Linked DNA regions of Homo sapiens: region 2 is linked to region 1. A link is an interaction called in ENCODE POLR2A ChIA-PET data of the cell type or tissue named here. Cell type or tissue: PC-9. All regions are shown on one strand. Each heading gives the region's core, and the rest is flanking DNA. Links, peaks and the distances in the headings are about the cores only. Region 1 has its middle 43 kb from the start of FOXL1. Region 2 has its middle 77 kb from the start of C16orf95.

The links. Peaks named below come from ENCODE experiments on the same cell type or tissue, not always from the same donor. Only the 100,000 strongest peaks of a DNase experiment are listed, where the experiment ranks them.
Region 2: POLR2A ChIA-PET joins it to region 1 with 14 read pairs; 2 of 35 experiments call an interaction of 5 or more read pairs at or near these places.

What each region holds. Positions count from the first base shown.
Region 1 is chr16:86,615,696-86,628,354 of GRCh38, forward strand. No RefSeq gene overlaps it. Among named protein-coding and RNA genes, the nearest start is that of FOXL1, 43 kb to the left of the region's middle. RefSeq lists an enhancer at 5,926-6,447. In PC-9, for the core only: no CTCF peak of the experiment used is centred there; no DNase peak of the experiment used is centred there; H3K27me3 peaks cover 7,690 bases.
Region 2 is chr16:87,233,586-87,246,244 of GRCh38, forward strand. No RefSeq gene overlaps it. Among named protein-coding and RNA genes, the nearest start is that of C16orf95, 77 kb to the right of the region's middle. RefSeq lists enhancers at 2,318-3,018, 3,019-3,718, 8,662-9,163. In PC-9, for the core only: no CTCF peak of the experiment used is centred there; DNase peaks (open chromatin) are centred at 4,636, 6,796 and 7,386; H3K4me3 peaks cover 1,261 bases; H3K27ac peaks cover 4,128 bases.

The DNA of each region.
Region 1 (12,659 bases), core at 1,524-9,523:
GTTTTTTTGTGTATTTGATGTTGTCAGACACGTTGGTGTGAGGTCTTTGTTGGACTGGGGTGTGGACGTACATGATAAGTTATTATTATTCAGAATCATTTATTTTGCATGCTTCTGAATGACAGTAATAGTTGAGGCATGCTGGTTTCAGAAGGAATCCACTCATTCAGAAAATAAGACCCGGGGATCTTCAAAAGTGCAAATGGGATGGGAGGGTGTGTGAAGGCACCTGAGTATCTGATCAACAAAAATCCAAAGGATGATTTTTTGGTTGTTTGTTGTCTACTATATATGCCTCACCATCACCCCAGGTTTTGCTTATATTGAGGGACCTAATTTTTTTTTTATTCGTGAAATTATTAGAAAGCAAACTAGCACACAAGTGATCAACTCTGGTAATATTTGGCGCACTTCTTTACTTAAATTGGATTCAAAGCACTCAGTGAAGGCCTGGAAGATTCTTCTTGGTTCCTTCAAAGTGAAGTAAATGTAAATATTTACTATGCCTTAGTAGAGAAAGAAACAGTATCCAGGAGAATTAATAATAATAATAATAAACAACTTCTCCAAAGGTTTACAAAGTCCCAGCAGATGAGTTTCAAAGACTTTTTTGGTCATTTACTGACAGTAAAATTAGTAAGTGTTTGTAAAAAATCCAAACATTACAGATGTAGAAAAGATTTTATTTTTAAAACATTTTATTCATCTCACTTTCTGGGATTTTAATCGGTGATTTTATACTAATTATTTTTGTTCAGTTATATTGTATTTAAACATGTTTATAAATAAGTGACACACAGTTAATTTAATTTTATGTTATTTTTGAGACAGGGTCTCACTCTGTCGCTGAGGCTGGAGTGCGGTGGTACCACCTCAGCTCACTGCAGCCTCGACCTCCTGAGCTCAAGCGATTCTCCTGCCTCAGCCTCCCAAGTAGCTGGGACTACAGGCACGCACCACCACACCTGGCCAATTTTTTGTATTTTTTTTTTGTAGAGATGGGACTTTGCTATGTTGCCCAGGCTGATCTTGAACTCCTAGGCTCAAGCAGTTTGCCCTCCTCGGCTTCCCAGTGTGCTGGGATTACAGGCCTGAGCCATGGTGCCTAGCTACATACAGTTATTTTTAAAAATTCAAATAACAATGAAATAAATCTATAATGTAGTGGGTATCAGTCCTCGCTCTCGGGATAACCACAGTTACAGACATTTGGAACATATTTGCATGAAAAATCCAGCAGCTATTATTTTTATTTCTTTTTAATAAAAAATAGGAAATGACCTTACTTCCTGCTTTATTGCTTCTTTTTCACTTAATGATAGACTTTGGGCATTTTCCATGATTACACACACGGATCTTTTGCTCTTTCGTGGCTGGGTGGTTTTCCCTGGATTGTAGTTCATTTAACCAATCCCTTTTTAGTGAATACTTGGGTTGCTTCCAGTTATTTGCTACGACAAATGGTGCTACAGTGAAAACCCTCGTATGGCTATTGGGCACATTTATGAGAGTGCCTTTCCAGATACATTTCTCGCAGAAGAACTCTAAGTCAAAGGAGAGGTAATTCTTTAAAGAAAACTTACTACATACAAGCATCTTGTCCTTCACACAGGTTGTTTGAACCAGTAGGTGCTCCCACATGGATTTTCTTATTCCATAACCTGTTTAACATCCTGTACCAATGAAGGGTGCCTTGAATGACAGCTTGCTTTTTCAGAAGTACCTACAGCCATTGCTACAACAAAAAATTTTTTTTCCAAGAGAATCTTGACTGTGCCGTTAACATTACCTGCTATTGTCACTATTAAAGAGATAACAGCCACACTCTGTAATGAGCACCACTGCTTCAGTGCTTGCCATACCTTACTGCGTCAGACGCCTCCTTCAGGGGCTCTTGAGCGCTTCATTCATCAGGATTAATTTTTATTTATTTATTTATTCATTTATTTATTTATTTATTTTTGAGATGGAGGTTCACTCTTGTTGCCCAGGCTGGAGTACAATGGCTTGGTCTCGGCTCACTGCAACCTCCACCCCCCAGGTTCAAGTGATTCTCCTGCCTCAGCCTCCCGAGTAGCTGGGATTACAGGCGCCCGCCACCATGCCCAGGTAATTTTTGTATTTTTAGTAGAGATGGGGTTTCTCTGTGTTGGTCAGGCTGGTCTCGAACTCCCAACCTTCGGTGATCCGCCCGCCTCAGCCTCTCAAAGTGCTGGGATTACAGGCGTGAGCCACACAGCCTGGCCATCACGATTAATCTTATAAGCAGAACGTACAATGCTGACAACTCAGCCTCGCTTTGCAGTGCCTTTCACATGCTGGTGTTATGACCGGAGGGCTCTGTCATATGGCCTGTGTGTGGCCTTTGAGAACTAGGTAGCCCCTTTTCCTGTTTAACTTTTGGGGTAAACACATTCTCATTTAAAAATAATGGAATGATAAGACTCTAGAGAAGGGCCTTCTCCTGGATGATGAGAAGTTCTTCTTGTAAAATCTCTGCAAAATGCGTCTGGGGTTGCCATATTGTTTTTTCAAACACAAAGAAACAGAATCATCTCTTTTTCCTGTGGCTTTGGTTGTTCTAGGAAGCCATCCATAACCCTCCCTCCATGCCTTTGTTCAAGCTATGTCTGTGCTTGTCTGTCTACCTCAATTCTATTGCACGCTATAGGTTGATTAAGTCCACAAGTCTTCCCTTCCTGCCCCAACCCCAACTGCCTGCAGGTGGAGTGACTTTCTATCCCTTGAACTGGGACAGAAGTGGTGTACATGTTTCCCAGCTGAGCCTTTAGGGGACCTGTCCTTCTGGCCTCTGCCCCGAGAACAACATGCCCTGGGTGGCACTGCCCTTCAGCCTGGGTTTCAGAAAGAGATCCTGAACCTCAGGGAGCAAACTTGACCTTGACTTTGACCCACAGCCCAGGATCCAACCTGGCACAACTGAGCCCAGTAGAGATCAGCCAGGCCGCAGCCGCCCTTTTGTGTATTGTGAGCACAAAATACAATACCTTTTGTTAAGCCACTGTGATGAGGGCGGGACGGTATGTGGCGTGATTGCCGCAAAAATCAGACTAACACACCATCTTCAGGTGGAGCCTATGCCCCTTTGAAAGCTTTCTCTGAGATTCGGCCTGTATACAGTTGCAGACTGGGCTGAGTTTTAAAACGTTGCCAAGCTTGATAAGCAAACCCTGTCCAGCCGTCTGAGAGCCTCCCCTTGCCATCTTGGCAGCCTCTGCTCCAGCTGGGGACTCGTCCCATGATTCAAAAATGAAAGGTTCATGCTTGGTTCAGTAGGGTGTGTCCAAGGGGCCCTGCAGGACAGGACAGCGCTGGCGGGTCCACCCTTGCTGGTTGGTGCCTGTGCTATAGTGGCTGTGGAGCATTTGGGATCTCTTCCCTGGCAGATGTGAAGAGGAAAGTGAAAGTAGATGTGAAGTGCTCAGCACAGCCGCTGGTGTATGGGGAGCCTTCCTAAGTGTCAGCGATCACGGTTGCTGTCTGCAACATAAAGTGGTCTGCTTGCCAGCACCACATCCTTCTGACTTGGCTTTGCCCTCTGTGCGCAACTGCGTGCGTGGTTCCCTAAATGATGTGAGGTGATGTGAAAACTCTACCTGTCCCCAAATACCTCCCTCACGGAGCTGCCCCCATGCCTGAATCCCGCCATTCCCGCCGTTCTCTTGGAGCAGGGCGCTGGCTCCCAGAGGCTCCTATTGAAGCTCAGGTATGAATCTGAGGTAGGAGGTAGGAGGTGGGACTCGACTGTGGAGGCGGGGCTTGGACACTGAACCAGACTGAGGACTGGCTAAAACAGGGTGGGGTGGAAGCAGCTCTCCATAAGCCACGCCCATCAGTGTGCCCAGTCAGTGGGCGTGGGCGTTACCACTCCTTTCCACGGAAATGACTCCGACGACCCAGATGTTACTACCTTTTCCCTAGAAATTTCTGCATAAACCGCCCCTGCATCTGCATGCAATTAAAAGTAGGTATCAATATGACTGCCGGACTGCCGGGAGCTGCTGCTCTCAGCACACTGCCTAAGGGTTAGCCCAGCTCTGCGGGAGCAGCCACGGAGCTGTCGCGCTGCCTGAGCTGCAATGGTGCCGCTTCAGTCAAGCTGTTTTCTTCCACCACCAGCCCACCCTTGAATTCTTTCCTGGGTGAAGCAAAAGCCCTGGTTAAGCCCCAATCTGGGGTTCGCCCACCCTGCATCAAATCCATAGAAGCTCGAGGGAGCAGGCATTGGACTAGAAGTTCTACTGGCCAAGGGGCAGCTGGAGCTGTGTCAGTGGGTCCCTGGAGCACTGGGGAGGACTCAAGCCTGGGTGCATGTAGCAGGGACACCTGGGGTTCTGCTGCACCCCAAAGGGGCGGCATTAACTGAAGGAGAATCTTGCTCTCAACAGAGGGCAGGTGTGGCAGACACCATTTGCTGGCCACCCAACACCATCCCTCGTCTTCCTCCAGGCTCCTTGCATCCTCTCAGTTTCCTGCCATAAAGACTGCAGGTCAAACAAGGGCCTCCCCAGCCCCACTTGCAGTCACAAGTGGCTGCATGAGCTGATGCTGGCTCATAACACAAGGCAGAAGTCTTCTGGAGGAACTTCTGGGAAGCTTTGTGTTCTTTATAAAACATCACCCCCATCCTTCTTATCTTGATGTGGATGTGATGTCTGGAGCTGCAGCAGTCACCTTGTGCCATGAGGAATGGCCAAGAAAGCAGCAGAGACGTGGACTCTGTTGTTAACCTGCTGAACCACTGGCCATGACTTTGGCACATGTGAGAAGATAAACCTGATTTTTAAAGCCATTGTGGCTGGGTTGTCTATTATGTTCAGCCAAACACACTCCTAATGGATACAGCTGGTTAAATAAGTGATGAGTTATCCATACAGTGGAATACAGCAGAGCCATGAAAGAGGGTGATATTGCTGTATGTTTTTAATACCATGAAAAAGTTATGATGACATGTTAAGTGGGGAAAAAACAAGTTCCAAAAGAGCATTTCTATAAATCCATTCTCTACTTATAAGAACACACACATCCATACTCACACTTATGTTTGTGATTTTCTATTTGTTAAGAAAGAGAATCTGCAAGTGTAAACATCAACATTTTATGTGTGGTGGGATCTAAAGACCTCTTTTATTTTGTTCTCTGGTATTCTGGGCTTTCTGAATTCCCTGAAATGCATGTGTACTACTTTTGTAATCAGAAAACACCAAAGCTGTGAGGAACACAGTGGGGAAGAGGTGTTTCGAGGGTGAAGGAACCACCGAGAGCAAGCTGGTCTCACTCCCAGATAGGCTGAAAGATGGGGCAGCTGATGCTGACTTTTTTTTTTTTTTTGGACGGAGTTTTGCTCTTGTCGCCCAGACTGGAGTGCAACGGTGCAATCTTGGCTCACTGCAACATTCGCCTCCTGGGTTCAAGCGATTCTCCTGCCTCAGCCTCCTGAGTAGCTGGGACTACAAGTGCCTGCAGCCATGCCTGGCTACTTTTTGTATTTTTAGTAGAGATGGGGTTTCACCATGTTGGGCAGGCTGGTTTCGAGCTCCTGACCTCAAGTGATCCACCTGCCTCAGGCTCCCAAAGTGCTGGGATTATAGGCATGAGCCACTGCACCCGGCCTGCCATTGATTTTTCTCCTCTCTTTACTCTCTTAGAATGCTGTGCACACTCTTCTGCCCCTACAGCTCCCTAAAGGGCCAGCCTGTGCACCCTTCGGAGCCCCCATCAGATGGGAGCTGCTAGGTCATTGTGGCACCAATGGCTGGTGCCGTCTTAAGGACTGGACATCTTCCTTCCTCTTTCCCTTTCTCCTACCCTTCCATCTCTTCTTTATTTCTTCTTCCATCTCTCTCTGCTTTTTCCTCTTCCTCCTTCCATCCCTGCCCCACACCCCTCACAGCCTTCCTGAGAACCAGCTGCGAAGCCCTTAATCTGCAGCCGGAGGACACAGACCAGGTCCTGCCCCACGGAGCTCCGAGCCTGGGAGGAGTCACTGAGCACGGTGACCCTATGTGGTGTGTAGACGGAGGGCACAGGATCCACGCGATGCAGAACAGACCAGGCCTTGAGTTTGTAAAGGGTCTGGCCACTGGCGCTGGCGTCCACCATCATCTCAGAGCCTCTCTGCGGCAAGCATGGACTAGCAACAGGGCTGTTAACCTTTTCCCTGTGACCCAAACCCCAGCACGGTCTGCTTGAGTGTGTGTCTTCCTGCCTTGCTGCTGGGACCGGTGCTCTGGTCTGATTCTCTCATTTACTCAGGAGGGGGTCTCTGTGGGATGTTCCCCTCTTCTTCTGGGCTCCGTTCTCTTGTCACTGAATCCTCTGTCACCAAGGGCCTCAGGAACTTTGTCCAAATCTCGCCACCTCTGGCTTCTGCTCCCTTGCCGCCGGGCTGGGCCCTGCCCACCTGCTGGAGCTCCGGCCCCTGACGGCCACCTGCTGCCTGCTGCAGTGCACTCCAGAGCAGCACCACATCACCAAACGCCCCCAGCCTTGAGGCTCCTCCCGTCGCCAGGCCCCACAGCCCATCCCAGGGTTCCGTTTTCTCCATCTCATCTCCAGCTCCCAGTGCCAGCAGGCCCAGTTCTTCCTCCTTCAACCATGCTAGTGCTGGGATTGACATTTGTATGTTACTCCTTTAGGCCCCCATGCTAATCAAGCAAAGGAAGAAATCAAGTCACAGAGCATCCAAATTGTCCAAATCCCCCTTCCCAGTAAATCCTTTCATCATGACCACCTGGAGCCTGGGCACCTTAAAAGTCACTCAGGCAGCCAGCTTCCATCAACTCCAGAGGAGATGTTTGATCAAAACAGAAAACTAGGCTGGGCGTGGTGGTTCATGCCTATAACGCCAGCGCTTTGGGAGGCCAGCCAACACGGGAGAATTGCTTGAGGCCAGGAGTTCAAGACCAGCCTGGGCAACACACTGAAACCTGGTCTCTACAAAACATAGACAAAATTAGCTAGACGTGGTGGCGTGTGCCTGTAGTCCCTGCTACTTGGGAGGCTGAAGTGGGAGGACTGCTGGAGCCCAGGAGGTCAAGGCTGCAGTGAGCTATGATTGGGCCACTGTAGTCCAGCCTGGGCAACAGAGCAAGACGCTGTCTCAAAAAAAGAAAAGAAAAGAAAGAGAGAGAGAGAGAAAGAGAGAAAGTAAGGAAGGAAGGAAAGAGAGAGAAAGAAAGAAAGGAAAGAAAGAAAGAAGAAAGAGAGAAAGAGAGAAAGAGAGAAAGAGAGAAAGAAAGAAAGAGAGAAAGAAAGAAAGAAAGAAAGAAAAAGAAAGAAAACTACGTGGTATCCGGAAAGGTCTGGGGTTGATCTGAAGCCCAAGAGGTGGGCACTGAGGACATGTGGAGGGAGGAGCTCCCCTCCTCATGGAGAGAGCTGGCCTTGGTGCCCTTCATGTCATCTCAGCTCAAGGGTCACAGAGGCTCAGGGCAGAAAGGCCACTTGTGGTTTTCTCTGTCACCAACAGATACTGAAAGGACTAATGATACGGTTTAGTTCTAGGTCATTTAGAAATTGGTGACATCGGCAGAAAACAGACGGTTGGGGTGTTGGGGCTCAGGTCCAGGCGGGGTGGGTGGATGGGCCTCAGTTGTTAGTGGTGAACCATGATTGGGCTGCCAGGGAGGGCTATTTCTGGGGCTCGCCCACCAGAGGGGAGCTGGTGGCGTCGCTGGCCTGCTTTGTGTGCGGAGCGCCACTCAATGCGAATCTGGGAATGGAAACTTGGGGAGAGACAGTGGGACTCACATTTAAACTCAGATTTCAGAAGAAACTCCAGACGCAGACCCAGGGCCTCCCTGCGACATCTGAGGCCTCACTTGGGAAGTCAGTAAATGGGGAGGCCGTGGCTGGTTAACAAGCAGCCTTCATGGATAAATGAACATACTGGATAGGCTGACTAATGCCTACTCTCTGCACCTGACGCCACGTTCTGTGAGCACAGAGGGAATGGAGAGAAGGGTCCCGGAAGGAAGGGCTGCTGGGTGGACCTGAGCCATTTCCTTCGCTCCTCCTGTGGGACATGTGGTGGTCTTCATCTGCACTCCCTGTGCCTCGAAGCACCTCTCTGCTCATTGCCCTAATAGGAGCTGCATCTATTCTCAGACCTGGACTCTCCCAGCAGGGATGTCTTTCTGGGGTGATGGAATGTTATAGAACTGCAGAGTCCCATACAGTTGCTGCTGGCCACTTGCGGCTCTTAGAGCACTTGAGCTGTGGCTGGTGTCACTGAGGAACTGGTTTTAAAATTTCACCTAGATTTAAGGGTTTAAATTTAAATAGCTGCACGTGGCTAGTGGGCCAAGCATGGAACAGGGTACCCTGAGAACATAAGCCCAGCCGTGTTTACCTTTGCCTCCTCCACACCACTGGGAGGATCTGACAGTGTCTGGGACTTTATTTTATTCCTCTCTTTTATTCTAACCTTGTTGGGTCTGAGAGGTGAACAGGTGAATGGAAGCCTCTGTCCCCTCAGTGTGGATACATGAAGGTCATGGAAGGTTCCAATGGGCTGGGCCTGGCCTTGCACCTGCTCTCTGTACAGTGACATCAGCACACCTGACAGTGACAGTAATTCTTCCAAATAATCAAACACGCAATCATTGCTCAAATTTTCCCAGTTAGCAAAATACATATCCGAATCCCTAGCTGCATCTTTTTCTTTATGTATATATATCCATTCATCTATATTATCTATTCTCTATCTATCCTCCATTTGTCTATCATCTTGCCATCTACTTATCCATCCACCTATTACCTCTATCTCTCCATCTATCAATCATCTATCGATTCATTCATTCATTCATACATTCATTCATTCATCTATCTCTCCCTTTCTCTCCATCTTTCATCCATCCACCTACCTTCCAGCTATCTAGCTTTCTTTCTCCATCTATCCATTTTTGTTATCTATCTTCTATCTGTATTTCCACCTATTTATCCATCTACTTATCATATCTCTCTTTATCTATCAATTATCTTTCTATTATCTATCTATCCATTCATTCATCTACCTGTCTCTTTTTCTCCATCTATTCATTCATCCACCTATTTCCCATCTATCTAGCTTTCTTTTTCTCTCCATCTAGCCATCTATCTCTCCATCTCTCTGTCATCTATCCATCTGTCTTTCCATCCATTTATCCATCCACCTATCATGTGTCTAACTCTCTATCCAACTACCTATCCCTATCTATTCAGGTCAAGCTGCAAAAGAGACCCACACATTGCATACGACATAAGGGTCTCCACTCTTCATTATTTGGCAGTTTCGTCTCTCGTCTCTGGCCTGTGGCATGAACAGGGCCAGTGCTCTGTCTACCACCCACACTGACTTCCCTGGGGAGAGATGACTGCCCCCAGAGAGTCCTCGGACTCACCTGGCCAGCTCCTCGGCTGGCTGCTGTCACGTCTACTGCGCTATCTCTCCATCAGGTGCTGAGGATGCGCTTGCCGTGCCTGGAAGCCCTGCGCTGGCAGCAGCACAATCTGATATGACGCCTGTCTCAGGGAGGTTTCAGCACTTTGTCATCCTCATGGTCTCGGCGCCAATCACTTGGCCCAGGCTGCTGCCAAATGGAGCCATCAGGCCCCACAACTACGTTTCACATGCTCGGACATGGCCAGGCCACGTCTAGACAATCCTGAGCACCCAGGAAAACACGCCAGGTCTGGTCAGACCAGATTGTACCCGATGTCTCGAGGGCCGGGAGCCCATTCTGACACTGAACCTCGGTGCTGTTTCCAGGGCTTCTTGCTGGAGAAAGCAGCCCTTTTCCAACTGAGATCAGAAGACTCGGGGCACAGGGGCACAGTGCTATGACAACTGAAAAACAGATTTTGACTTAGAGCATTGGGATGTTTTTCAGAAAAGTTGAAATTGTTTTTGTCTTTTAATCTCTCCTTTTCCCAGGCTTCCCCTACAATCCTACCCTTTTCTTCACATTTGTGTCATTAAAGCCAGTGCAATTCAAAATAATAATATTTATTGTTTGCATATAATACCTCCTTTTAGTCTCCCAATGACCTTAGAGGGTCCATTATGATCTCTGTTTTACACAGATGAAGAAAGGAGCCCAGAGAAGTTAAGTCACGTGCCCGGAGTCACATAGCAGGGCTGCGGTGTGAGCCTAGGTCTTTTGATTCCAAAGCTTGGGATGTTTACAATCCCCCTCCCATCACGTGGAAAAGAGAAATCTTTGTCCAAAGCAGGGAAGGAGATGGGACAATGGTGGGAATGTAGAAAAGAAAAAAAATTCAGGTGAGTCACTTCTCCCAGACTTCAAAGAGTTGACAAAGTGGAACTGTGAGATGGCCAGGCAGCCAAGTTCAGAAGGAAGGGCATCCCGAGGCCCTGGCATGGCAGCCAAGTTCAGAACGAAGGGCATCCTGAGGCCCCAGCTTGGCTGCCCACGCAAACCTCATGTCCAGATTCCTGTCGTTACCCAGCTGTATACGTGGGACAAAATTCATCAAGCTGTACACCTAAGATGGTTTTATTATATGTCAATTACATCCCAAAAAGTTGATTTTAAAAAGATGGGCCTTGAGGACAGAGAGAGTGGGGAGGAGATCCCAAGTTCCCTCCAAAGTCAGTGACCTTCCTGGAGCCATCGGCCGCCCATTCCTCGGGCCTGGCTTGCTTCTCTGGAGGACACAGGCATGCGTGCTTGCTCTGTAAGGACACAGTGGGGATTCGGTGAGATGATTTACAGGACAGCCTGAGCATGGAGCCAGCATGTGCCCTCCGTGACAGGAGCCACTGATACCACAGGGAGTGCCATCCCGGGCAGGCCACCTGCAGGGTCCGAGAAGTCCATTATGGAACAAGAAAATTCCAGTTCCCAGGCTGCCCCCAGAAGCCCCAGACACAGGCCTGGTCTGAGCTGGAAGAGTCCCAGAGGCCCCCGCCTGCGTTCCCAGGCTGTGCTCCCAAGTCCGGGCCTCTTTTGATTTTGTCTCCGCGGGCTGACTCCTTTGGAGTCTCCCGTTAAGAAATCAAATCACTCTTCTTCCTGGCAGCTCCCCTGCAGTGTGTCTTTCCACTCTAGCTTGAAATTCTGACTTTTTGGCCTCTTCTAAAAGGGTAGGCCCTCTTCTCCCCACATCTGCAGCCCTTTCCACAGATGAGGTGCTGCTGTGGGGTACAGACTGAGCTGGACCTCAGTCCACGATCTTGGTGACAGGCACCATCACAGAGCCCCAGGGTGCAGCTGCCAAGTGATTTCAATTTGCTGTGGCCTTGTGCGAAGCATCATTGCATGTGAATTCTATGTGCCTCCAGCTACATTTTGGTTAGTGACTCTGGCCCAAGAAAAATATGCAGCATCTTGTGAAGGCTTGGTGAGAGCCACTTTCTCCACTGCCCCCATGTCCTCCAGCTTGCCAGAGTCCCTACTCCCTTTGGCCCCTGGCCAGGTGCTGTGCAGTGCTCCTGTTAAAGTGTGGTTGGACATCTCTGTAAAGCTCTTGGGGTAGGTTAGCATTGAGACATGAATAGTCACCGACGATAGCATGCGTTCCAGGACAGCTACTGCACGCACGACTCATTAGATGCTCACAGAGGGCTTGGGTGAGGTTACCTAGAAACAGACTCTGAGATCGGGATTCAAGGACAGCTTGTTATCTGGCAGGGTTTCTCGTTATCCACTGCTGTGTAACAAACAGCTCCAAAACTTATTGGCTTAAAACAGCAGTAGCCATTTATTTTGTTTATGCGTCTGCAGTTTGGATAGGGCTCTGTGAGGATGACTCATCTCTGCTCCATGTTGTCAGAGGCGTCTTCTAGGTGCCTGGAGTGGCTGGGGCTGGCATTTCTGTCTCTTCACATAGACCCTCCTGGGGTGTCTCCAGCATGGTGGACATGAGGAAACCGATTTCCCATAGGGCAGCGAAGAGCTCCTAAGTCAGAGCTTCTGAGAGACCACAGTGAGGCTGGAAGTCTTTCTGTGACCCAATCTCAGACGTCACCCAGCATCACCTTCTACTCTACTGGTCACCTGGATCAGCTGTGATTCAGTGAGGGCCACATAAGGCAGAGGCCTCGGGGGGCATCTTGGAGGCCACCACCATCCAGAGTCGTCCCAGGAAGCACTGGACATGGCAGGAATTGAGACCAGGATGGAAGTAAGTTGCCTCAGGCTGTGTTCAGGAGCAGGTAAAGTTAGAAAATATAGGTATGCTCTTCCAAATCATTCAAAATTCCATGACACAAAGAAAAAAAATACATATATGTATATACACAGTCCTTTTAAGTCACCACTGGGATTATGAAAATTGCACAGTTTTGTAACATATTCCTACTGGGCAGGGCATTACGAATTTTTCCTTGTCATCCAATAGCAGGAGTCTGCAAACATCTTCTGTAAAGTGCCAGACAGTAAATATACTCGGCTTTGTGGGCCATACGGTGTCTGCTGCAACTTCTCAATGTTGCCATTTTAGTGCAGAAGCAGCCACAGATGATATGTAAATTAATGGGTGTGGCTATGTCCAATAAAACTTTATTTACAAAAACAGGAGGTGGGCTAGCTTCGACCCCAGGCTGTGGTATTTCATGAGGTCGTCATTAGTCTCCCATTGCACAGTTGTGCCACATTTAACGAACCCCTTTTTGTTGGACATTTAGCTTGTTT
Region 2 (12,659 bases), core at 2,146-10,145, 620 kb after region 1:
GAGACCACACATGGGGTGCAGGGGGCAACAGGGTGACTCACCCCATCAGGACCTGTTGACATCTGGGCTTTCTCACAAATGAGAATCCTGGGACCCCAGGCTGGGATAATCCTTTGGACTGTGGGCACGGCTGGGCAGTAATGGAGTTCAGGAAGGCTGAGGCAAGGATGGGGACACGTTTACCACCCTTGGCCCCTTCATCCATGCCCTCATTGTCAGCTGGAGGTGCTGTGGGCTCCAGGAACCCTGAAGCTCCCTGGGGTCCAGGGAGGAGCAAGACTATGTTAGGGACATGCAGTGGCCTCTCCTGTCTTGTCACCCAGCATCTAGGCATGACCCCACCTCTTGATATAAACCACTTCTCTCTCCCTTCTCCAAGTCCGTTTTCTTGTAGGGGCCGCCATATTCGCCTGTGACTCTGCCTCCATGGATCACAGTTGATTGGTCCAGTGGACACATGACCCACATGATCCACTCAGAGTCTTCCTCTGAGATTTTTCACAGGGTTGGGAGCAGGAGCCGTCCCTCCCATGCAAGGCCAGCAGAAGCCGGCAGATGCGTGGTTCCGGTGCAGTCACTTCTGCCCCCATGTGGAAGAAGCTGTTTTGGAGACAGAACTGAGTTGGCGAGCAGAGAGAAATGGGTGTGAGAGAGACAGAGGTTTTTCATGCTCTCTAGTTGAACTGTCACAGAGACCCAGGTCCACTCCTGCCCTCTCCGCGGTCTGGAGTTCTATCAAGCTGGAGTGGAAATAGGGTGTGAGGGAAGAAAAGGTCCTAGCAGCTGGCTGCAAGCCGCTCTCTCACTTGTAAATGAGAGCGGTGCTGGAAAGCAAGCTCCTGCTTCTGTATTTGTTCAGGCCATGGAGGGAGCACCTCCTACCCCAAACCCACCCAACACCTGTTGAGAAACACTGACCCCATTGCACAGTTTGGATTTACACGGACTCTGTATAACACCTTGTAAAGAAAGCCACTGGTGCAGAAGATTAAAGAATGCCATTAAGTAAGTTGTTTTATTTCTTCTGAGACCGAAGGAAGGCTGAAAAAGTGCAAGGACATGTCGCTGAGTTATTTACTCTGTTACCAGGGACTGTGCATTGCCTCCCAAAAGCACGCCAGCTGGGTCACCATGGTCGTTTATAAGGTGTGAATGTGGAGGGGGGGCCAGCGCCATCCTGGGGGGAAGCTTGGAGCAGTCACGTGGATCTAAATGGAAAGTTAGTGCCAGTAAAAGCTCCTGGGGCCGGCCTGGCGTCCTGGCCCTGGCAGGACACTGAAGGAGGTCTGCACAGCTCCATGAGTGCCCACAAGTCCCTGGGTGGAATGCCTGTCAAGACCCTGCCCATTTGGGCTGCTGTGTCCCTTTATGAAGTTCTGCAAATCCTTTTCTGGAGCTCAGGGTGAATGGAGCCCCTTTCGCTCCCAGCTGCCTAGGAGCATGGGAGCGGGGAGGGTTTCACACCGGGGCTGAAGACAGCTCGTGCTACACGTGAGGCTGTCTGGGTTTCTGGCCTCCTTCTGGCCTGCTCCCTGAGCAGCTGGCTTGAGGGAGCACAGGGGTCTTGGAAAAGTACCCTAGGGTTGCAGGGGACAGATGCGGACTTGTAGAGGACAGATTTGGACTTGAATTGGCTTGGGCCAAGGAGAAGGCTTTGCTGTAAGGGGACCCAGAAAGCTCACGAGACCCTCAGGCAGACAGAGGCCTTCAGGAAGTGAGGCAGGCACGGTCTGTCTGTCTGTCTGTCTGCCACCCTCTGCTTGACCACTCACCTCTGTGTCCCGTGTTCTTGGGTGTGTATCTCCTGCCTCTCTCCCACTCCAGACCCTCTTTCTGGGGTCGTGAGTACACATAGTGGAATATGAACGCTGCATGGCCCCCAAATGATGTGCCACCATTCAGGTCACCCCCAGAGAGCAGCGTCTCTGAATCCCAAATTTCTAAGTGAGAGAATTTGTTGGCCAACCTGGAGTCAAATGTCTATCCCCAGCCTGACTAATAATGGCCAAGGGGGTCACACAAAATGTCACTGTCTGCTCCTTTTCTCCTCCTAGAGCCACTGCTCATCCTGTCAGTCGACGAATACACTGAGCACCTACAACATGCCAGGCAGGGTGCTAGAGGGGGACCTGAGGCCTGGAAGGAGGAAGGAAGGAGGCCTGGCCTTTGCCCTTGGGATGTTGCTATCCCAGTGAGAGGGGCAGATACAGAGGCAGTAGTCACAGATGAAATCCCAGCCTCTGGAAGCCCCATGAGAGAAAGGTGCCCGACGCCAAGAACTTGTGGTGCAGATGGGGGTGGGATGACCCGGGAGTTAAAATCAAAACACTGCATAGACATTAACCAGGCAGGTGAAGGAGAAAGAGCCTCCAGGCAGAGGACAGAGCACAGACCAAGGCCCTGCCCTTGACCCTAGGCTGGGCCTGCTTGGCCAACAGCATGCAGTATACAGGGTGGGGAAGGCCGGTGGGCAGCAGCCCCTGGATGGGCAAGGCAGGTATGGGGGCAGCCGGGGAGACTGGGTTGGGGCGGAGGGCTGGCAGTGCTGTGAAGACCACGGGAAGGAAGTTAGCCCTTACCGCAGCGACCACAGGCAGCCACTGGGAGGCTGCAAAAGAGAAGCAACTCAGGCATGCAGGGGCCTCCAGGAGCTGCCGGTTTTCAGGTCCCCTGGAAGGCGAGCCCAACTGGGTCCATCGAGTTCAGCTTCACTCCCCATGCCTCCACGCTCAGTGCTCTCCACCCAGGAACTCCATTCCAGAGGATCTGAGACCTGCCTTGCCCTGTGGTCCTGCCTCTGGCTCTCCCATTTTTGGTCTGGGCAGCTGGCGCCATAGAGAAATGTCTCATGCTTAGCCACCTCCCCTACTGGATGCTAACATCCCCTGCACTCTACAGGGAAACACGGGGCCTGACTTGGCACAGGGACCATACGCAGAGGCCGGCGAGCTCCAGGTAAACCTGTGCCGCCCCTCCCTCTGCCTGGGGAGAGATCTGCATCCTTAAGTCTTCAGAGGAAGACCACGTGAAGACAATGGCAATGACGGTACACTTGGCGGGTACTGCCACACTGCGCATTGGCAAGGACTGGCCCGGCCTCACCCCGGGCATCAGAGCTGTCATTTTACCCATCTCAGTGACAAAGAAGCAAAGGTACAGAGGGGAGGAGCCTCAGCACAGCCACGTGGCCAGGGGCAGTGCAGCTAGTTCTGAACTCACAACCAGCCTCCTGAGCCCCCATTTTAACCACATCAGCCTATGACCCCCCCACACACATCCCGAAAACACAGCCCAGTTAGGTCAGGCTGTGGGTCTGTGCATGGTGCTCTGGCTCAACATCCAGTCAAGTCCAAACTTGTGGCTGTGCTCCAGAGGAGCCTGAATGACCCAGCTGTGCTCACCCTGCCCTGGCCATGGGGCCTCTCCCCCAGGTCCCCTGGGGGCACCCTGTACCCCTGCCACCCTCCCGCTTAACACTTACAGAACACTCACATTTTCTACAAGTATTGGGGGAACCCTAATTCCCCAGGTGGCACAATGGAGCTCACTCTGCCTCTGCTCAGGGAAGGACCCCAACCTCAGAGCCGGGCAGCCACAGACCTGAGCCTCAGCCCCTCCCACACCTCCAGCTGCACCCGGGCAGGGGAGGGACCCCCAGGGGCTGGCCAGGCAGGTGCTGGGACTCTGGATCTAGCACTCTGAAGGAAGTGGGCGGGTGGGGGGGCTTCCAAAGGCTGTTTGAGAAGCCTGTCTCTTGGCAGGAGAGGTGGAGGCACTGGTGTCCAGTTATTCCTCCCTTGAGGGAAGCCCCTCTTCTTGGAAGGGAGGCACCTAACTTGAAAGACACTGACAGAAATGAGCATGAGTTTTGTGTGGGTAGCGATGCAAACGAACCTGGTTGGGAGAAAAAACAACCCCAGAGGTTATTGTTTTTTGTTTTTGTTTTTGTTTTTGTTTTGAGATGGAGTCTTGTTCTTGTTACCCAGGCTGGAATGCAGTGGTGCGATCTCTGCTCATTGCAACCTCCGCCTCCCTGGTTCAAGTGATTCTCCTGCCTCGGCCTCCTGTGTAGCTGGGATTACAGGCACCCGCCACCACGCCCGGCTAATTTTTGTATTTTTAGTAGAGACAGGGTTTCACCATGTTGGCCAGGCTGGTCTTGAACTCCTGACCTCAGGTGATCTGCCTGCCTCAGCCTCCCAAAGTGCTGGGATTACAAGCGTGAGCCACCGTGCCCGGCCAGAGGTTATTGTTTATTGCCCCATATAACATTAACTAGCTTTGTAGCTAATCTTATCACACAGTAATCCAAAAGCCTTTCCCGATGGAATCTATAAACCCCTGTTCCTGAATGCACCTTGCCATCTTACTGTTTCCAGTCCTGCCATCACATCATCTCCCTGACCAATGAGTTAGTCCATCAGTCTCTGGCATGTTTTTATTTTCTAATTGTGTGGAGTCATGGTTTTAATTGTAACACTATACTTTAACAAATATCATCACGGATGGCTTCCTAAGGAAAATCTACATTCAGCTGGGCTGGGACAGACGACTTAGACACCTGAGTAGGGCGGGTATGCCAGGCAGAGGCAGGACTCCAGTCTCCACCAGCAGAGCCACACCCATGCCAGTCATTCCGTTCCACTTGGCTGGTGCTGGTCGTAGTCAGCTTGAATTGCCACAACAAAATACCATGGCTTGGGTGACTTCAACAGGAATTATTTCTCATAGTTCTGGAGACTGTAGAGTCCAAGATCAAGGTGCCAGCAGATTTGGCTCCTGATGAGGGCTTTCTGCCTGACCTGCAGAAAGCTACCTTCTCCCTGTGACCTCCCCAGACAGACAAAGATTAAGTGTTGGTCTTGTCCTTGTGATATAAGGAAACTAATCCCATGATTAGCGTATCTTATAAGGCCCCGCCCTCATAATCTCATCTAAGCCTAATCGCCTCCCAAAGGCCCCAGCTCCTAATACCATCGCACTGGGGTCAGGGCTTCAACGCAGGAACTTGGGGCTCGTAACAGAGCCTGCATCTTGAATGTTACTATTAGGCAGAATAATATTGGATGGAAAGATAGATTCACAGGAATGGATAAGGTGGGTTTTTTTTTTTTTGGTTTTGGTTTTGGTTTTTGTGAGACAAAGTCTCGCTCTGTCACCCAGGCTAGAGTGCAGTGGTGTGATCTCTGCTAACTGCAACCTCCACCTCCCAGGTTCAAGCAATTCTCCTGCCTCAGCCTCCCAAGTACCTGGGATTACAGGCACACACCACCATGCCTGGCTAATTATTTTGTGTTTTTAGTAGAGATGAAGTTTCACCATGTTGGCCAGCCTGGTCTCAAACTACTGACCTCAAGTGATCCGCCTGCCTTGGCTTCCCAAAGTGCTGGGATTGCAGGCAAGAGCACAGTGCCGGGCCTGGATGAGGTGTTTTTAAGGAAAGCCGATGAATTTATCTGGCTTCAATGGGAGAAACCGTATAGTTGGAGATTAGGCTGGAAGAATTTGTGAGGAATAAATAAATTAAAGAACCTCTAAACAGTGGAATATTCTGTATTCCAGAATGAGTAGCTTTGTCTGTGCTGATACAGAGAAAGCTCTAAGATATATTAAATATATTTTATAACTAACAATACTCAGGATCCGTTGTTAACATTTTTTAAAAGTATTGAAAAAAATGGTACAAGTAGAATGATATTATTTATGTATTAAACTATGTAAGTACAGATGTAAACATAAATATGATTTTATACATCAGAAATTTTCTAGAGAGAACAATGGAAAATTGCCCCAAACCTGGCCTGGGAAAGAACTGATGTCATTCACAACTTCCTTCTGGGAAGAAATGGGTGTTTGTATGAAATGCATTAAGTTGATTTTCAGATAAACTTCAAGTCAACCCTCAGTCAAGAATAAATGATTATTAACCAGTTATTCTTTTTTCTTGTGTCCAGGCTGAGATTTCAGAAGTGAGGGAGCCTTTTACTCTTCATTTCATGTGGTTTCATAATCTTTAAGTTTTGCCATTGCCAGTATTATTTTAACAAATGTATTTGAGGATCAAACACATATCACGTCCAGGTTGTGGAGAAGCTTAAATGCCATGCGAAGAATCTGAAATTATCATGCAAGGAGGAGGGGACAATGGAAGGTTTTGAGCCAGCAAATTCCTGAGCAAAAGTGTCATTTTTTACCTGGAACGAGTGACTTCCCTCCCACCCCCCTTGCCTGCCTGTGTTCTCCTAAGCTTCTCCTAAAATGAGGTTTGGAAACTGCGGTTCTTTCAACTGAATACTCAGAATAGATTTAAACAGAAAATGACTGTGAAGAAAAATTATAAAACAGTTTGAAGTGGGCAAAAAAAAGGTTATTGGATATCAATTGGAATGATTTCTCAATTAATATCAATTAATTTTATTAATTTTGTTGATTCGGATAATATTCGATCAAGTATCAAAGGATTCTTCAATCAATTAATTTTATTTATTCCAATGATATCGAATCAAGTATCGGTGGATATTTCAATCAGTTAATTTTATTGATTCCAGTGATATGAATTGGAATGCTGAGAATTGTCTAGCAAGCCCTGCGGGGTCATCTGGTTCTGCAGAGCTGTGCGCTGCTGGAGCAGGCTGGTCAGCCACTCTGGACATTATAGAACACAGAGAGTAACACGCATGAGTCTCACCCCTAGGAATCCAAATTACGTCTGCCCTATGGAGATACAATTAATTCACCCTGTAGAAAACTTGGTTCCAAGCATTACATCTTCAGCCCTAGAGGCATAAACTAGGTGTGTGCCTATTCAGGAATTCATTTTGGTTCTTCCTGATTTCCTCATGCCTGTGCTTCACATCCTTTGAGTCAGCTTTCATGTGTCAATCACTTATAAATGATGTATGTAAAATCTCTTAAATGTGTCCATTTGATACTTGCATAAGAGCCTTGATTTTACCTTTTGAAAGCTGTATAGTTTAGCATGGCCAAACCAGACCAGAAGAAATGAGGCAATAGCTCTGTTCCACAGTTATCGTCTATCGAGAGAGGAATTCAAGATGACCAGAATTTAGGGTCTGACTCATTTATGATCCAGCGTGTCAGGAAGCCGGTACCGGGAAAGACAGATGTGATCTGGAAACAGTTGAGGAGTCAGTTGGGCATGGAGTGGCAGGGGACTGCTCCAGATGTGGCAGAATGGGCTGGGGTGGGGTGAGGATGGAGGAAGAGCTGGGAACGAGAGAAAATCTGATTATCAGATGCACAAATCGCTGACAGACATGTTTCTGTAATTATAGGATTCTAAGCAGGACAGACAAAAATGAAGAGGTGAGGAGCTGGCTGTGGGGAAACTTGTTATTCTTGAATCTGAACAATGACGTGTTTTCTTGAAAGATAATCAGATAAGGAAGCAAAAGAGAGATTTGCTCTGAACTGCGCCCAAGCCCGTGATCGTGCAATATTTACATTAAATTCAAAAGTGAATGAAATGACAGGTCAGCCAACAGGAGAGTAGTTTTTGCCTGTAAAGGCACTCTTCTTACCCGGACAAATGGGCAGGCTGTGTTTTGAAAAATAATAATCCAGGACAGAATGGGGAAGGGGTGAGCTTTTGTGGAAAGATCCAGTATCCGTGGATCATTTCAGTGTTTGTGACCTCGAGAAGGAAAAGGAGGGAAGCAGTCTGGGGCGTTTTCCTGGACTTTGGACATGGGCTCTGGATATGGCGTCGGGGGCCAGTGCGCGCAGGGCTGGCCGGGGGACAGACATCCACCAGAGCTGGTGTGCTCTTGGCTCTGTTCCCGCTGGACCTCCGTGAGATTGAAAGATTTTCCTAGAGGGACAAGGGACTGAATCTTCTCCAGCTCTGCACCTCCTTTGAAGACATCAGAATAATGCTTCAGACTCAAACTCCCTGATTTTTCTTGTAAACAATGCAACCCAATTCGTTTAAAACTCTTATACGAGGAACAGAAGTTGTGTAGCATTGTGGTTAAACAAGGAGAGCTTGAAATCAGGGATCACATTCTTGCAACCTCTGCCTGTTGACATTGGGTTGGCTCAACTTTCCAAACCTTTGGTCTCTCATCTGGAAAGGGAGTGAACATCTCCCAGCATCGGGGCCAGTGAGTGGGCTGCGTGCTACCAGGCTTACCTGGAGCTCTCACTCGATGGCACTTACTCCAACACTATGGTGATCTTGATTGGTAGTAACGGTATTAAGGCAAAATGCAAAAGTTCAATCTGATTGTTGCACCAGGATAGTAGGAGATTATTGATAATTATTTCTTCAAATCTGTCTTGAATTTTATTGCTTTGCTGTCTTTTCAGTTGTAAAATAAAATAAAACTTGGATTCAACAGGAAGGGTAGGAATAATGATTTCTAGAACATTAAAATAATAGCACATAATACTTACTACATGCCGGCCATGGCTCCATTCACCTCTCACAATAAATCTACGTGGCAGGGGCTCTCATGATCCCCATTTCACAGAAGGGGAAGCCACAACCCAGAAGGACAAATGAACCTGCCAGGAGGAGACGGTGAGCAATTGGAACAAATGCCCAAGGGTCTGGCGCCGGGAATGGAAGGTCCCTTTGGTAAAGTACACATCAGTAAATAGAGACAGGGTAGATGGAACACTACACAGATGGAGACCTCTGGGTCACGAACAGGCCCTTCTGCACACCAGGTCTGAATGACTGCCTCTGAGCTGATTTAGACCCCCCACACTCCACAAAGATACCCAAGAGGCCTCTGGTTCCTGCACCTCCCAACTTGCCTTAAGACCAAATCTGTTCTGGTGGCCAGAAACCAACTCCCTCTCCCGTGGCACAGAAGAACTTCCAGCTTCCTTTATTAAGAAAGATTAAATGTCTTGTGAATATAGCAGTGCCCTGGCTGAGCTAGCGATGTGTCCACTGTGGACGCAGTGAAAGACAGATTTCACCCTGGACAGACAGCTTGTCTCCTGCCCAGGGACAGTCCGAGCCAGCCACCAGGCAGGGGACCAATTAATTCATGAAGTCAGCTTGCGAGGCCCTCGCTAGCGAAGGCAGAAACTGTGCACATGGTTTTCCATTTATTCAGGAGGCAGCGGCAATGCCCAACAAGACAAACCAGCCGATTTGGTTGAGGTTGCCATCAATAGTGAGTGCCCCAGGTGCTGTCCAGGCAATGCTCACAGCCTCACAGGCTCCTGCCCCACTGGGGGCTTGGGAAGAGTTCAGCAGCGTCTGGAGGTCTGTGCATGAAGACATCCCCACAAGGCTGTGTTTGGGCACAAAAACTACACTTCTGTTTTGAGCTTCGGAACGCCTGGGCTCGGCTCAGCCAAGCTAACAGAAAGACCTTTCATTAGGCTCTCAGGAGATATTTCCAAAAAAAAAAAAAAAAAAAAAAGGAAAGGAAAGTAGAGCCTTTCAAAGAAGAAAGTTCAGTGCTCAGCAAAAAAACAGTTTTTTTAGAATAAAAATTTAATCAATTTTTGTGGTTTCAATAAAAGCAAAGGATTTTGTGGTTTTCCCTCAAATTTTTCACCATTTTCCATAAAAACAAAAGCCAATATTTGAAACCATTTTTCCCCCAATGAAAGTGGCAACGTTTCTGCCCAGGGACAGTTTCTTGGAGAAGTATCTTTGCAAGCTTCCAGGCTTGGGATCGCTGTGTTGGGGCCTGAGAATACATGGGGTTATTTCACCTGCAGCCAAGTGTGTGCACCTCGGATCACAGAAATGTGATTCAGTTGGGAAATTCCACATGATGAGAAAAGATCACTTTTCTTTCAAGAGGTATAAAAAGTAGGCCATTTTACTTTCTAGGGAGCAGGACACAAAGGTCTGAAGGCGGTCGCTGCTATATGGGGGTTGTGTCCTCAGCAAGTCTGTTTGCAGAGAACAACAACAACAAAAAGCTCCCTTCTGATGCTCATTATAGACCCATGCATAGAATCGTCCTATTTGAGATCTCAAAGGAGCGTGGTTGAACTTTCTTATTTTGCATATGAAGAAGCTGAGGCTCACAGCGGCTGCAGGGCTGACCCTACGACACAAAGATGATCCGCAGAGCTGCCACTCAAATCAAGGCCTCTTTGCCCACAGAGTTTTTTTGCTTCCCCGTCTCCTGAGCCCTCTCTTAGTAAAGCTTGTTTTTATCAACTCTTAATTCCTGGAACAAACATCATCTACACTTTTGGCAGCAAATTTTAACGTTTCTTGACTACCTAGGTCAAGAAATGACTACCTAGGTCAAGAAATGACTACCTAGGTCAACAACTTTCAGCCTCTTGCATTTGAACTTTAGCAAAAGATTCTGAACTGCCACAAAAATATTCCTTTCACACTGGGAGCGAGAAGGTTCCAGGAACTATTGAGGGCTCTCAATTGGTGAAGCAACCCAAGACTATCACCCTCTTCTGGATTTTTGCTTCCCTGCATTTAATGTCAAGAGCAACATTTTCCTACTTTTACTCTTTGCTTTGGCTGCTAGGAAGCGCAAAGCTAAATTTTGTCTTTAATTGCTATAGCTTTCCTCAGTTTGTTTTGTTTTGTTTTGTTTTGTTGTTGTTTTTTTTTTTGTTTTTGTGACAGAGTCTTGCTCTTGTCACCCAGGCTGGAGTGCAATGGCGCGATCTCAGCTCACTGCAACCTCCACCTCCCAGGTTCAAGCAATTCTCCTGCCTCAGCCTCCGAAGTAGCTGGGATTACAGATGCACGCCACCACGCTGGGCTAATTTTTGTATTTTTAGTAGAGACAGGGTTTCACCATGTTAGCCAGGCTGGTCTCAAACTCCTGACCTCATGATCCACCCGCCTCAGCCTCCCAAAGTGCTGGGATTACAGGCATGAGCCACCGCACCCAGCCTCCTCAGTCTAGATGTTTTAATGTAGTTTCTGTCTTTGCCACTTTACTCTCTTCTCACTTGCCTTTTATTCTGGGTTAATGCTTTTTATGCCTTGTATTTTTAAGTAAAACATTTTCATTTTTTTCTGAAAATGGATAAAGAATAAATATGAAAAATAAATACTTGTTATCTCAGATCTCAAACCAAAATAAGTGACAAAATCCCTCAATTCTAGATAGCCAAATGCAAGGAAAACTCAAAAGTAATTACAAAAAGAACTCCCCCATGCACACACACATAAAAAAGCTGGCAAAAGAAATCCAATATGTTCGTTAATGGCCAGTCCTTTAGAAAATCACAAAGTTGTCATCGTAAACCTCCTGTCTTACTCTGGTGGTTAACCACCACACAAAGGCAGCAAAGCACATCTCTAATTCTTAACCTTGAGCCTGTGTACACTTTATCCCTCTGCGCTCAGGATGTCAGCACTGGAAAACCCCTGAGCACCAACTCCAGCTCCACCATTTCTCAGATGAGGAGCCTAAGCCCCAGAGAGGGCAAGCAACTTCTCAACGGCCACACAGCTTGGAAGCTGCGAAGCTGAGGGTTCTTTCTCGAGTATCATGCCCTCCTTCTTCAACGTGCCTGATTCCACCAAACCATGTGAGAGACTCAGGAATTTAAATCACTGACATGAGTAGTTTTGTTTTTGTTTTTTCAGGCCAACCTAAAAGGTAAAAGGAAAAAGACTGCTTCTACTGGCTGGTCCATGACAATACCCAAACTTGTGCTTTCTCTCTCTCTCTCTCTCCGTATGTGCGTGTGTGTGTGTGTGTGTGTGTGTAAAATCTTTATAACTAAACTATAGGAAATTGTTGCTAAAACAAGCTGTGACACCTTCAGTTAACATTTTTTATTGGATAAATGCTCAACAAGAGTCTACCCAGCACCACGGAGGTGGAGAGCAGTAAACAAAACAGAGAATTGTGGGACCCCCAGGGAGCTCACAGGTCAACCCCAGGAAGCTTACGTCTGAGGAAAAAAAAACACCGTGCCCAACCGAATGTCTCCACATAAACTCTAAACTCTGCTTGATGTGGACTGGAGAGAGAAACCCCCAGCCCCTCAATGAAACCAATTTCTTTTTTAACACAGAGAAAGGAAAGCTTGGCTTTCCATTAGCGGTTGTTTCTGTAAGGTGAATTAAAACAATGTGATCATTTAAACTTTCCCCCACGAAATATGCGGTATCAGAGGAATGTCCGTTCACAGCTGGGAAAGCTTGGACGGGCTGCATTCGCACGCTCCACACCCCTGGGTCTCTGCTGAATCCTGCCTTAGTGTCTGCTGAAAACTTAGCGTCAAATAAAATGGCTTCCCGGAAACCTGCGACCCACAAAGACAGGCTTGGGATCCAGAACATTAGTTTTCTGTGTGTTCGTGGAAAATGATTGATTTAAATATGCCGAGAACGTCTTAGTGGTAAAAGTGAGTGGATTTTTTTTTTTTAAGGAAAATTTTATTGGGAATATTTTTTCCCCTTAGGTGTGAAATTTGGCAGGTAACTGCATTCTCTGATGGACTGTTGAAGACTCGGTTAATTAGAAATAAGATTCAGGTCCAAGGTAAACATCTTGAGCCTGCTAAGTCTTCTTAGGATGTTTGTCTGAAATGCTTCTGAAAATAGTATAGCTTTCTATAAAGAAATCTTAACCGATGTTCATCAGTGGAGTTGACTATGTTCTAACCCAGCCCTTACCAAATTGGTATTAGATGAGGGATTAGTCTCTGATTTTATGTGAAAATCCCAAGAGGAA